3 separate regions of the Homo sapiens genome follow, and all the other regions are linked to region 3. Evidence: chromatin contacts called from ENCODE Hi-C or POLR2A ChIA-PET data. All regions are on one chromosome and are shown on one strand. The core of a region is the stretch at or near the end of the contact, and the rest is flanking DNA. Distances in the headings are between cores, read along the strand shown.

The links. Hi-C counts contacts between places; a loop is a spot of excess contacts on that map. ChIA-PET counts read pairs that join two places held with the same protein, here RNA polymerase II (POLR2A). Pooled maps may share reads with other maps.
Region 1: a map with no recorded cell type shows a loop between it and region 3 (5-fold over the local background). The contact joins the promoter of KRABD4 here to the enhancer-like site in region 3. A Hi-C loop is called at or near these places in 3 of 37 single-sample maps with no recorded cell type and 8 of 50 pooled maps.
Region 2: a map of CD14-positive monocyte shows a loop between it and region 3 (3-fold over the local background). The contact joins two enhancer-like sites. A Hi-C loop is called at or near these places in 1 of 168 maps with a recorded cell type or tissue (CD14-positive monocyte), 3 of 37 single-sample maps with no recorded cell type and 8 of 50 pooled maps. POLR2A ChIA-PET finds 5 or more read pairs at or near these places in 2 of 52 experiments (activated B cell and activated T-cell).

Annotation. Positions count from the first base shown.
Region 1 is chrX:46,445,755-46,449,815 of GRCh38, forward strand. It overlaps KRABD4 (KRAB domain containing 4), which reads left to right and starts at 1,543. Exons shown (of 6, transcript NM_001129898.2): 1 at 1,543-1,592; 2 at 2,446-2,556. RefSeq lists an enhancer at 1,122-1,779.
Region 2 is chrX:46,790,438-46,794,762 of GRCh38, forward strand. No RefSeq gene overlaps it. Among named protein-coding and RNA genes, the nearest start is that of SLC9A7, 33 kb to the left of the region's middle. Within about 2 kb of position 1,679, at least 14 of the 41 ENCODE cell types and tissues checked have a DNase peak (open chromatin) inside an H3K27ac peak, as active enhancers do; they include CD14-positive monocyte, where a contact is called at or near this core.
Region 3 is chrX:46,626,412-46,630,787 of GRCh38, forward strand. The region is part of intron 14 of SLC9A7 (solute carrier family 9 member A7); the gene reads right to left. LOC124905182 (a long non-coding RNA gene) reads left to right here. Exons shown (of 2, transcript XR_007068222.1): 2 at 1-495. Among named protein-coding and RNA genes, the nearest start is that of CHST7, 55 kb to the left of the region's middle. Within about 2 kb of position 2,805, at least 17 of the 41 ENCODE cell types and tissues checked have a DNase peak (open chromatin) inside an H3K27ac peak, as active enhancers do; they include CD14-positive monocyte, where a contact is called at or near this core.

The DNA of each region.
Region 1 (4,061 bases), core at 293-2,792, 180 kb before region 3:
TCTAAAATATCAGTCCCTTCTCTTTCTGAAGAAATACCTGTTCCTGCAGAATCTCCATATCCTGAAATGGAGAGATGCTGGTCAGGGCCACAGACCAGGTGCTTCTGCAGTTTGCAGTTTCTCTATTGTCCTCAGGACACTGTCATACTATTAGCCCTTTCCTGCCTCGTGATAGTGATGTCTGAAAAGAATGTTATCAGTTCACCTCTCCTCTAAAAATAAATAGGTTGGTTTCTCTAAACCTGGCCATCAGCAACACATACACATGAAATTCTGAATGAGCAATAATTCACTGCTCACATGCCCAAAGGAAAACAGGTTCTTTTCCTAGGACTTGTACAGGAGGCTTAGACAGGGTAACTTCCCAGGGGATGGCTGTACTGAGTTTGCAAATTTGGGCTGAGACTCATTCAAACTACCTGGGGAATGCAAGTTAACCTGCAGAGGAGAAAGCGAAAAAGAAAAAGGAGAAAGACCCATGTTCAAATGGAAATTAAATACATATCTGATGGATTCCATGATCAGCTTTAACACTTTCATCTATAAACAGTGTCTGGCACCAGTTGGCTCCAGCACAGAAGGGATTGCTTTGTACCTGGTGGAGACCCTGCCATGCCTGACCCAAGGAAGCCTGCTTGGTGACTAGGCAGGCACAGAAGGATGGAGAACACACTTCGTCTGTTTCCCCCAGGCCCAGACAGGAAACAGAAAACTTTCCTCAAGGCCATTACAGGCCTTTTTAGGGGACCATGTTGCCACTGGCTGGCAATCTCACAGAAAACACCTCTTTGCTATTTACAGTGCGTTTTCAAAAAAGTAAAATCCAGATTCTCCCAGGGTGTCTAGGATCTCAGGAATTGGAGCCCCTCTATTGCGTAGAGAAAAATCAGAATGAGGGTTTCTTTCCTCATTTCAAGAGATCGCTGGCTCTGCAGCCCAGCTCAAAAGCCCATCCTCCAGGCCACTTCCCCGGCTGAGCCAGACCCCTTGCTCCCATGACTCTCTGAGAGCCAGGCCCAGGGTCGGGTTCCCTGAGACCAGCCTGGACCCTAGATGGCCACGCCTCCGAGCGCTATTGGCGCCGGAGGCGCGACTCTTTTTCCTATTCCCAGGAGGGTAAAAAAGCGGGAACAATGGCTTTCAGGACGGAGGGACACAAACACCCAATGCCGCAGCGACTGGGAGGGTCGCGATGCAGGAGGACGAAATGGGAGAAGGGGGACAAGGGGGACTTCGGCCTCCCTGCGGGCGGGAGCTAGGCCGCTGGAAAGTCCGCTCGCCTCTCGCCGGCAAGGGATGACGCCCTGGGCCTTTTGTACCACTCGCCACGGAAAATGGTCACACGCTTTTGTCCTCAAGCCGAACACTATCAGAAACACGGGGTCCCTGGAAGCCGCCATCTTGGCCATTGGCGGTGGCGCACCCACCCCCGTGCTACTGCGCGTGCGCGGCGCTGCGACACACTCCGACCCCATCCCGCGTTCCCAGGGGGCGGTGGGAAGCGGAAGTGCTCCGCTGACCCGGGAGGGCGGTCCCTAGTTCACACTGGCTGTTGTCAGCGGCCTCTGAGGTTTCAGGCTCTTGGCGGTGAAGTAAGAGGGACGCGGAGGTGGTGATGGTTTTGATGGGGGCGGGGGTTGACGGGGTCGTGGGGTCATGGGGCCATGGGTGAACGCCTTTGTGGGTGACAGGGTGGCTCTACAGCCCAGCTCAAAAGCCCATCCTCCAGGCCACTTCCCCGCCTGAGACAGGCCCCTTGCTCTCAGGACCCTCTGAGCCAGGACCAGGGTCCGGTTCCCTGAGACCCGCAGGCCTGTGGGCGTGAGTGCTGGGGACGAGGTTCAGGGCCAGCGAGTGACTGATTGAGTCACTCCGCGCCTGTTTCCTGAGCGCCTAAAAATGCCAGGCAACCTTGCAAATGTTTCACATTAATCTTCACAGGAGCCCTGTGAGGTGTTACGATGATTATTTTCGTGTTATAGAGAGAAAATGGCTCAGTGTGGCTTGACAACCTGTCCAAAGTCACGTAGGTAGCAAACCCGAGGAATCTTTTTTTTCTTTTCCTGTGCTTCGTTTATCATGTTTATTGTTTCCTGTGTGTCTCCCCCGCTGGACTAGAAACTCTGCGGGAGCTGGGACTTTGAGATTTTGTTCCCTGATGTATTTCCAGCACGGAGAACGGGCTCATGGAAGGAAGGCACCCATTTCTTCAGTGAATAAAAGTGGCACAGCAGTCAGTCAGTTGATTCCAAAGCCCGGACTCAGGAAGGCAGGGTTTCGCTCACTGAGGATAATTGAGCTGTGAATCAATGTTAACTCTTAAAGCTAGAATGAGGCATTGTCCCTCTTCTGCTGGGTAAAACCTTTGGGTTTTACTCAACTTCACTGCATGGAAGGGAGCATAGGTGTTGCTAATTGAATCTCCTGTGGTCATTGTGTTTCCAGGGTCAGAGTGCAGACCTGAGACCACTGCTCACCGACTTCAGACTCCAGTTTATCTGTGCCCCAGCTTCCTCACTTAGTCTCAGAAGACTTAGGCTGAGGCCTCAGAAGGAGGTGAGTTCCCTGGGTCACAGGCAGAGATCTGGTGCTATAGTGATGGCCTCAACTGGGGCGTGTTTGTCTCTGAATCCCTTGGTCCTGCGGCCTTGGACACAAGAGAGGTACGCTGAGCTGAGGCGAGTTGGAGGAGAAGCCTCAGCCCAGAGCCCAGACCCAGATCCTCAGGGCAGAGAAAGGAGGCTCACAGGATAGCAGGTCCTAGAAGAGCTGGACCCATAGTGGCCTTTGTCCCTCACTTCAGCTGAGACAAAGCAAAGCTGGCTCAACTTCCAGATGCCATCGAGGACCGTGTGACAGTGCAGTTTGATTCCTGCTGGAGGAGGGACAGGTGAAAGTCACAGGTGGATGGAGGCATGGATGTCCCCCCATGGGGCAGGTGCCCTGCTGTAGTGCCTGTAAAGGCGCTATGAGGCTGGGAAGGATCACAGCCAGCCACAGAGGATTGGCCTCTCCTAGCACACCTATTTGTGCACCCCTGTGTTCCCGTCTCTTGCCATTGGCTATTTCTGAATTTGAGTCAGCCCCACACCATCAATCAGGCACCTGCTTCCAGGGGAAATGCTGAGTGTCCCTTCATCCTGACCAAAGTGCAGAAAATATATTTTTAGTTTATAGAATTTCCAAGTAGTCTCTAGGTACGCTGTCATCCATCTCTGCTGCCTTATTTCAATGCTTAATGAAAGTGGGCCAGGGGACATGACCTGCTAAGCCACACCAAGCTGAACCCTGTTGTCCTGATACTGTCACAATGATTGTTGCAGTATGCAATGGTTACTCTGCACAGAAGCTCCTTGCTGGAACTTTATTTGAAAAACTACCAAAGAAGGAGGAGCCTGGTAATCAAAATGCAAATTGTGAGAAAGGAGAAAATGATGGGGTGGGAACAGGGTAGGTGGCCAGTTAAAGAGGCAGATGCAGGGGAGCAGGCACGGTGGTTTTCAGCCCCTCACAGAACTGACAGTGCTGGGCTGTTACCCACCCAGCCCCACACCTCTCCTCCACTGTGGCCCTCTGAGCCCCTGTTGGGCTCCTTCCTCCAAACCACATCAAGAGATCCTACTTATACACACTTGCAGAGGGTCTTTTCACCTCTAGGGCTCGGTTTGATAAGTGGTGATTTTTAATAATTTTTAATTTTTGTTTTACTAGTGATATTCTTTGTCAAAAATTGAGAAAATGCAAATAAAAGAAGAAAATTGAAATCACCACTCAAAAGTAACCAATATCAGCATTTTAATAAATCCTCTGAGACATCATATATGTGCATATTGATTATCAAAAATGAGATCACACTGCGCTTGCTTTCTTGGAACCTGCTTTTAAACACATTAGGAACTAAAAACAAATTCCATAGCATTTTGAAAGGCTGTTCAGTATACCTGCTTTTGCATGTGTCATATTTTTTAACTGTGTCCTCTTTGCTGGATATTTAGTTGCTTCCAATTTTTTTGTTTATTTGTTTTTTGTTTAGACAGGGATTCCCTCTGTCGCCCAGGCTG
Region 2 (4,325 bases), core at 429-2,928, 160 kb after region 3:
GTCCAGATAATGTCACACATTTGGGTCCCTAAGAAGCAGACACTGAGACGAAGCTTAGTTCGCAAGATATTTATTAAAGAGCGTCCTTACAGACAACACCTGCAATGGAAAGGGAAGGATGGAGAACAGGTCAGACAGAAAAGTCAAGCTGCAAAATAGGCCCAACGGTCTCAACCAGCCTCATGAGAAACGATAGAAATAAAATGACCCTTCAGAGTTGTCTAAGGCTGGGCCAAAAAGACCAGGCCTTATATTCCCGCATCCATCAGTCACTGGATATGAGCCACCAGGAGGTGCGTCATCACCTTGAACGGGGCGACTCTGCAACTGAGGCAATCTCTGAAAGGGCCAAGAGCTGAAGGCTGCCTACCTATAGCTGTCCTAGCAACTGGGACGAGTTTCTCCTTGGTGGGAGACCTGAGAGGTGGATGACAGTGTTAACCACAGACAGCAATTTGGAGACCTTATGTTCCTTTAAAACGCTTAAGTTCCTGCTCCTATAGGTTTGCCTGAATCAATTTTTTTTTTTTGAGCCAGAGTCTCACTCTGTCGCCCAGGCTGGAGTGCAGTGGTGCAATCTCAGCTCACTGCAGCCTCCGCATCCTGGGTTCAAGTGATTCTCCTGCCTCAGCCTCCTGAGTAGCTGGGACTACAACTGCACACTGCCACATCCAGCTAATTTTTTGTATTTTTAGTAGAGACGGGGTTTCACCATGTTGCCCAGGCTGGTGTCAAACTCCTGAGCTCAGACGATCCACCCACCTCAGTCTCCCAAAGTACTGGGATTACAGGCATGGGCCACTGCACCCGGCCCTCCTGAATCAATCTTAAATGCAGGGCCCCAAGCTCAGTCTCTGACAGCAATTCTACAGTGTTTCTTTCAGTCACCTCTGAGATTGGAGTTCTTTTTTTTCCGTCATTTTTGTCCAGTCTGATTTATTATTTGGGAATCATGACATAACTTTGCAGCTATAAACACATAGAGCTTAACATGTTGTGGCAATTTAAAAACATGTCCACAGGCCGGGTGCGGTGGCTCACGCCTGTAATCCCAGCACTTTGGGAGCCCAGGCAGGCGGATCACTTGAGGCCAGGAGTTTGAGATCAGCCTGGCCAACATGGTGAAACCCCGTCTCTACTAAAAATACAAAAATTAGCTGGGTGTGGTGGTGGGCACCTGTAATCCCAGCTACTGGGTGGGGGGAGGGGCTGAGGCAGGAGAATCACTTGAAGCTGGGAGGCGGAGGTTGCAGTGAGCCAAGATCATGCCCTTGCACTCCAGCCTGGGTGACAGAGCAAGACTGTCTCAAATAAATAAATAAATATATGTCCACAAATTCTTTGATTCTTCTTCCATTGAGAAGTGTGGCTTATGCACCTTTTCTTTGAACTGGGACAGGATTGTGACTGGTTTGTAGCCGCTAGAAAGAGGAAGAAATGATGCCGCATGACTTCCAAAGCTAGGCCAGAAAAGGCGAGGCAGCTCCTGACTTCTTCCCTGGGACTTTGACTTTTGAGTCCCTAATTCACCATGTAAAAAGTTGGATTATCCTGAGGCCACCATGCTGTGGGACAGTCCAGGCCATATGGAAAGGTCACATAGAGGTGTTCTAGTCAGCACTCTCAGCTGAGGTCCCAGCCAACATTCAGACACGTAAATGGAGATACTTCCTTGTGGTTCCAGCCCCCAGCCGCTGAGTCACCCCAGTCATCAAGTCTTCCCAGCTGAGGCCCTAAACATCGTGGAGCAGAGACAATGGACTCCCACTGTGTGCTTTGTCTGAACTCCTGACCCACAAAATTAGTGGGCATAATAAGGTGGTTATTGTAAGCCTCGAAGTTTTGGGGTAATTTATTACCAAGCAATTAGGTAGCCAGAACACGCAGGATACAAAGCTTACTATGAGCAATGATAAATGCTCTGGACAGCCTGTGCACGCTTATAGAATATGTTCTGTGTGTCTTTTGGCTCTGCAGGGACCTGGAAATGACTCAAAGAAATTCTTCCTTTGGAAGAATTAAAAAGTAGAATTTCTAGATTTAAAGCCTAGTTTTTGGAGGTCTACTGTGTGCTTTGCTTCAAGAGGCAAGTTTGTGACAAATGAAGCCCAGCCATTCTAAAAAAATCCAAGCATGTAGATGCCTCAGAGGATGTAGGAAATTAGTCATTAACCACACAAGTTTAGTTCCTGATCCAAAATACTGTGTGCATGTTTTGCAATTTAATCTGGTTGGCACTGGATTTTTGTTTCATTTTGCATTGACTAAACATAAGATACAGGTTGGCCCAGTTGCGTTAGTCATAAAATATATCAAGCCATCTTAGTTAAATAGCTTTTAAAGCTAAGAATTTTCTCTCTGGATAAAATAATCTCATTTAGATAATGTTTCCAGATACCTCCAAGTGAGCGTGAATATCAGTGTTTGAGCAATCCAAATGAAGGAAGTCCTTTTATTTTCATAGCAGCTAAGATAATTTATATCATTAACAAACAGAAGAAGTGAGGAATTCCACTTTCGGTTTTAATTAGAATGTAAAGACTCATTAAATGGAAGGAACTGAAAACCACCATCTTCAACAGGTCATAATGTACCCAATGTAACAAGTAAAATGCCTCGGGAAATTGCAGAGCGAAATTTTCCTGGTGCTCAATATGGTTTAAATTCTAGGGGTTGGATTAAGGAAAATATCTACCTTATTACCTATAATGTCTCCCTACTTATTCTAATCAGATACTTTAGAGAAATTGTTGGAGATCACTTGCCAGAAACATACCTCAAGGTTTCCATCTCACCTCTGAAAAGTGACTTAGAAGAAAAGTGACTTTTGACTCCAGTCAAACTGTTTTCTTCTAAACCCTTGACGTCAACAATTTTTACTTAACATGAAACCTATATATTGCAAACAATTTCTCTTCCTACTTAATGATATTGGGGGATGATATTGGGGGATCTTCCCGATAATACTATGGTAGGACAAGTTGAAAGAAGAAAAACCTCAAAAAGGTATTCTTTGTCACTTCAGTCAGTAGGCAGCATTTGATCCTGAGGTTACAGGGCTGAGAAAATGAAATGGAGAAAATATGTATTGAAGGCTTAGAGGTGGCAGGAACTATTATTATCACATAGAGAACTAAAGCCGAGAGATAGTAACCTGCGCAAGATCATGTAATCAGGAAGGGGTAGGGCCAAACTTTGAACACTGGGGCACCTTTGACTAGGAAGCAGTACTGCTTCTTGGAACAGAGCTTATGAAAAACGGGGCCTAGAAACAGTAGGAAACATTTGAATACACAAGAGTATGGTTACCCCCTATCACATCCAAGGAAAAACAGAGGAATCAGGTAGATCATGAGCTGGTTGTTTTGCATCTTTCTATTCCATTTCTTCTGTATTCACTCATCAATTCTAGCATTTGTCTCTCTATGCCTTGTTAGCCCACTCATCCTCCACTTTCCTAATCACCCTTCCTATAGCCTATGCACTTTGAACACAGAGACCCACCCCACTCCATCCTAGTTGCTAGGAGAACTTAACAAGGTAAGGTATTTCACAATAGAACTGTGTAAATTGTAAAGTGCCATTTAAATGTGAGGTATTATTATTATTTATACTAATTTGATGTTGCGTCCTGTTCTACCACATTGCCTGGAATGGAATCTAATTCTTCTTCTTTTTTTTTTTTTTTTTGAGACAGAGTCTCGATCTGTCACCCAGGCTGGAGTGCAGTGGTGCAATCTCGGCTCACTGCAGCCTCCGCCTCCCTGGTTCAAGTGATTCTCCTGCCTCAGCCTCCTGAGTAGCTGGGATTACAAGCACGCGCCACCACGCCTGGCTAATTTTTGTACTTTTAGTAGAGACGGGGTTTCACCATGTTGGTCAGGCTGGGCTGGAGAGTTTTTTGTTTTTTTTTTTGTGGTAAAACACACTTAACATAAAATGTACTTTTTTTTTTTTTTGAGACAAGGTCTCACCCTGTCACCCAGGTGCAGCAGTGCAGTGACACGATCATGACTCACAGTAGTCTTGATCTCCTGGGCTCAAGGTATCCTCCTGCCTCAGCCTCCTGAGTAGCTGGGACCACAGGCACGCACTACCATGCCTGGCTAATTAAAAAAAAATATGATTATTATCTCTATTTGAGACTGAGTCTTGCTCTGTCACCCAGGCTGGAGTACAGTGGTGCAATCTCGGCTCATTGCAACCCTCTGCTTCCCGGATTCAAGCGATTCTCCTGCCTCAGCCTCCCAAGTAGCTGGGACTACAGGTGCCCGCCACCACGCCCAGCTAATTTTTGTATTTTTAGTAGAAACAGGGTTTCACTA
Region 3 (4,376 bases), core at 1,555-4,054:
TTACAGGTGCCTGCCACCATGCCCAGCTAATTTTTGTATTTTTAGTAGAGATGGGGTTTTGCCATGTTGGCCAGGCTGGTCTTGAACTCCTGACCTCAGGTGATCCACCTGCCTTGGCCTCCCGAAGTGCTGGGATTACAGGTGTGAGCCACCACGCCCGGCCTGGGCCTGGTATGTTTGGGCTCTGTGTACCCCCACAAGTCTCATCTCAAGTTGTGATCCTAAGCGTTGGAGGTGGGGCCTGGTAAGAGGTGGCTGGATCATGGGGGCAGACTTCCCCCTTGCTGTTCTTGTGATAGTGAGTGAGTTCTCACGAGATCTGGTTAAAAGTGTGCGGCACTTCCCCCTTGCTCTCTCTCTCTCCTGCTCCGCTATGGTAAGATGTGTTTGCTTCCCCTTTGCCTTCACTATGATTGTGCGTTTCCTGAGGCCTCCCAGCTATGCTTCCTGTACAGCTTGCAGAACTATGAGTCAATTAAACCTTTTCTTCATAAATTACCCAGCCTCAGGTGGTTCTTTATAGAAGTGTGGGAATGGACTAATACAGGGCCTTTGTCATATCATTGGGATAATGGATCCAAGATTTCTCAGCAGAGGGTAATAATAGGGTTTAGAAACAGGGAATCAGCCAGGCAGTGGGCTCATGCCTGTAATCCCTGCACTTTGGGAGGGTTAAGATCACTTGAGCCCAGGAGTTTGAGACCAGCCTGTGCAACAAAGCAAGACCCTGTCTCTAGAAAAATATTTTATAAATTAGCTTGGTGAAGTGGCACACACCTGTGGTCCTAGCTACTCAGGAGGCCGAGGGAGGAGGATCCCTCGGGCCCAAGAGGTCAAGGCTGCAATGAGCTGTGATTGCACCACTGCACTCCAGCCTTGGCGTCAGAGGGAAACCCTGTCTCAAAACAAAACAAAAAAAAAACCAGAGTCAAATCTCTGACCGTGATACACAGATAGTTTTCTTCCCTGCTTAAAACTCTCCAGAGCTATACATTGCCTAGATCAGGGCTTTTCTAATGGTAAAATGTACACACATTCCCTGGAGACACTGTTAAAATGCAGATTCTGCTTCAGTGGGGCTGGTGAGGCCTGAGTGTCTCCACTCTCTTGCTTCTGCCACTCTCCACCCTCACCCTTTATCACCTTGTCACCAAGCCCTTCAGGATGCAGATTCATCTACCTTGTTGCAGATATTTTCCCAGAACCTGAAAGAATGCCTGAAATAGAACAGGTGCTCAATAACTATTTGTCAAATAAATGAATAAATTGATCTTGACTCTGAGTTTTTAGAAAACAGAAAAGGAAGAGCAGAAAGGGAAATCAGGGGCCAAGGGAGGCACTTGGAAGCACAAAAAAATGGGCGGGTTGGGGGGGGGGCGGTGGTCACAGAGTAGCAACTGGAGGAAAGGCACCTCTGCAACTGTTTGAAGTTAAAGATTTAGGTGACAGATTTACGGGTATCAGATTTCAGCCTGGAGAAACAAAAACAAACAAAAAAAAACACGGAGGACCCAGAAACAAATGATTCTAACTTGCTCAGAAAGTCATATGTGAACGCAACAATAAACTGCTGATTTTCTACAGTTTTCACTACATACACACAGACAGACACGCACACACGTGTGCATATACACAGGCATTGGTGGTTTCCTTTCCTCCACACTCCATTAATATCCGGCTTGTGACCTTGTCCTGTTGATATGGTGAAACTGGGATAAATTCAGATTCACACTCTTAGCTGCTCCAAAGTGGCCTCATCAATGAGTGCTCTTCTGTAAACTCAGGGAAGGAAGTGAATGATGTGTCTGCATGTACGGCCAACAGAAATCTCAGCTGTCTGGTCTGGCATGAAAAGTCCCCTGCTTTATCGGGGTGGGAGGCCACCCCCAGGGCTGGGCAGCTTGCCTCCAGCTAGGGTTGTTTTTGTTTTGGTTGCAAAGTCACCAAGACCTCCAGAGAAACAAAGCACTGAGTTTTGTTTTTTGTTTTTTGTTTTTTTTGTCTTGTTTTGTTCTAATGAGTCAAACTTACCAGGGGACACAAAGCTGAAGTCTGCCCACAATATTTTTATGCTTTCCCCACATGAAGCAAAGTTCTAGCCAACAGCTCCCTTCCTTTTCCCACATGAGCTAATATTCTGTAGCTCCCTAGCCATGACTCTGTTTATAGCCTTGGGCTTCAAGACCAGTGAGGAGAATTGTGCTCATTATAAGACATGCCTTCCCATCAAATGTCACTTTTTTGTTTGTTGTTTTTAGGAAGATTATTTAGAAAATGAGGTAAAGAGAACCGCCCTTTTTTTTCTCTGGTGGAGAACAAACATCTGGACTTTCCCTACCTCTGATTTCAGTTTCATGACAACACTGAGCATGTGACCTGGATCTATTTCAGGGGAAACTGCAAGAACCCAGGGTTTCACCCAAAAATGAGAAGCCCATTTATTTCTGTTTTCCTGTTTCTCATGGCCACAGAGTGCACTGAGCCCTGCTGTTAGTGGCTCACTAGAATGAGGAGGTCAGACCAGGAGGAACTGGAGAAATAAGGTCCTCTCTGCACAAGGGCGTGAGTCATTTCTAAGAGGGTGTCCTGGAGAACCAAGCTTGAAGTTTGCATGTTTTTCCCCATATGACAGCAATCTTGAAAACCTTTCAAAAGGTCAGTGGAACTGACTTTGAGGGGCCCTCTGCATGACTGTGTATGAGGTCTGGAAGGAAGGAGGTCAGGGGGAAGCTGTGACACAGCTTCTGGCTAGGGCTGTGGCAAACAGGGTGCCATTAGGAGTGCAGCGCGAGTGGCTGCCAGCCCGTTCACAACACCACATGTGCGGTGCTCTCAGCCCAAGGGGCCCTCTGGGAGCTGACAGGAACACTGAGTTCATCCATCCAGGCCCATCCAGGGAGGTTCCTGAGACTCACTCCACCTGGGGGTGGGGGCTATTTTAGCTGTTACTGCATGGACTAAATACAAGAACCCTCAGCACTTTGGACCTGCTGCTTTCTCACTCAAACATTTCCACAGAAAAGTGACAGTAAGCTTGTTACTGAATCTAATTACAAGCCCAGTGTTCCCAGTGCGCAGGGCTCATGTGATACATAGTAAGTTCTACTACATGACCAGCCAAATCCTTTCACTTATTTCCTGTTACAGATGCTTGAATGCAGAGGTAGGAGCAATGGGAAACAGCAAAGGGGGTGGGGATGTTTTGAATGGTCCAGAGCAAGATGAAATCTCTCCAAATCTTATGATCCAGCTGCTATTGGCCTTTTTTTCTTACAAAATTAATCTAGACTGGCCACAGTTCTGTGGAGGATGCTTTAGAATAGGGCAGCCATGTCCTACCAGAGCCATTATCTTTCCTTTGGTGAAATAAGGACGGCCATCATGTTTTCCCCTGGGGTTTTCTCAGGCTGAGTTTCAAGATCTCCCAAACTGTTATACTCTAAATTAGCCTCGAGGTGCTCAGTTCCTGAACTCCTGTTTTCTAAAGTCCTTAATCAAAGCTAGAGTCAAATAGCAAATTTTCAAAGAGAACTCACTGAGACCACATGCTCCCAACTGACATAATGGCCAATTCTAAGATCATCTCAAAGGTCTTCTGGAGCTCATTAAAGTGGGTGCCAAATCTCCAATGAAGCTTATTGAAAACTCTTCCCAAAATGTCCAGAACTTTCCAGGTCATGGCTTTGTGTCCCTTGAGCAGGGACCTAGAATGGACATCAATGCTATAAATGCCTTATCAGGCTGTGGCCACCCTTAAAGAGAAAGAAACCACAAAAGGCCACAGTGGCACCCCATTGACCCCACACAGCACCACATTTTGCCAGCCTTATTAAATCTGATTTGGTAGATGGAATCATTTAGAAGATCCTATGGAATGTGAAGTCTGCTGCAGACTGCTGCAGGATTAAGTGCAATGATGAGTCAGATTCAAAGCTGACTGGAAAAAAAAGAATAGGGTTTCATGGACAACATACACAGGTGGTCAGTAAAGCTGCCTGTTGCATGCTGCATCTCTCTCATTCCCTCATCCACCCAACAAACACCTATCAGGTTCCTGCATGTGCCAGCCACTGTGCTCAGCACTGGGCATTCAATGCTGAACGACATAGTTATTGACTCCCAAGGTCAAATAATATATTGGTAACACATTTCTGCCCCTATCATAACTCTCCTTTCCCCACCTTGCCTGCCCAGGTCATGCTGACCTGGATAAAGAGCCAGACCTAGAGACAAAATCATCCCGACAGCTGCACAACAGGGATGATATGGCAACCTCAATTCTTGTCTGTAAATTTGTTGATACTCTTCCCATCCAGAGGTTATGGTCTCTATCCCCTCCCATTGGGTCTGGGCTGGTCTTAGGAATGCATTTCTAA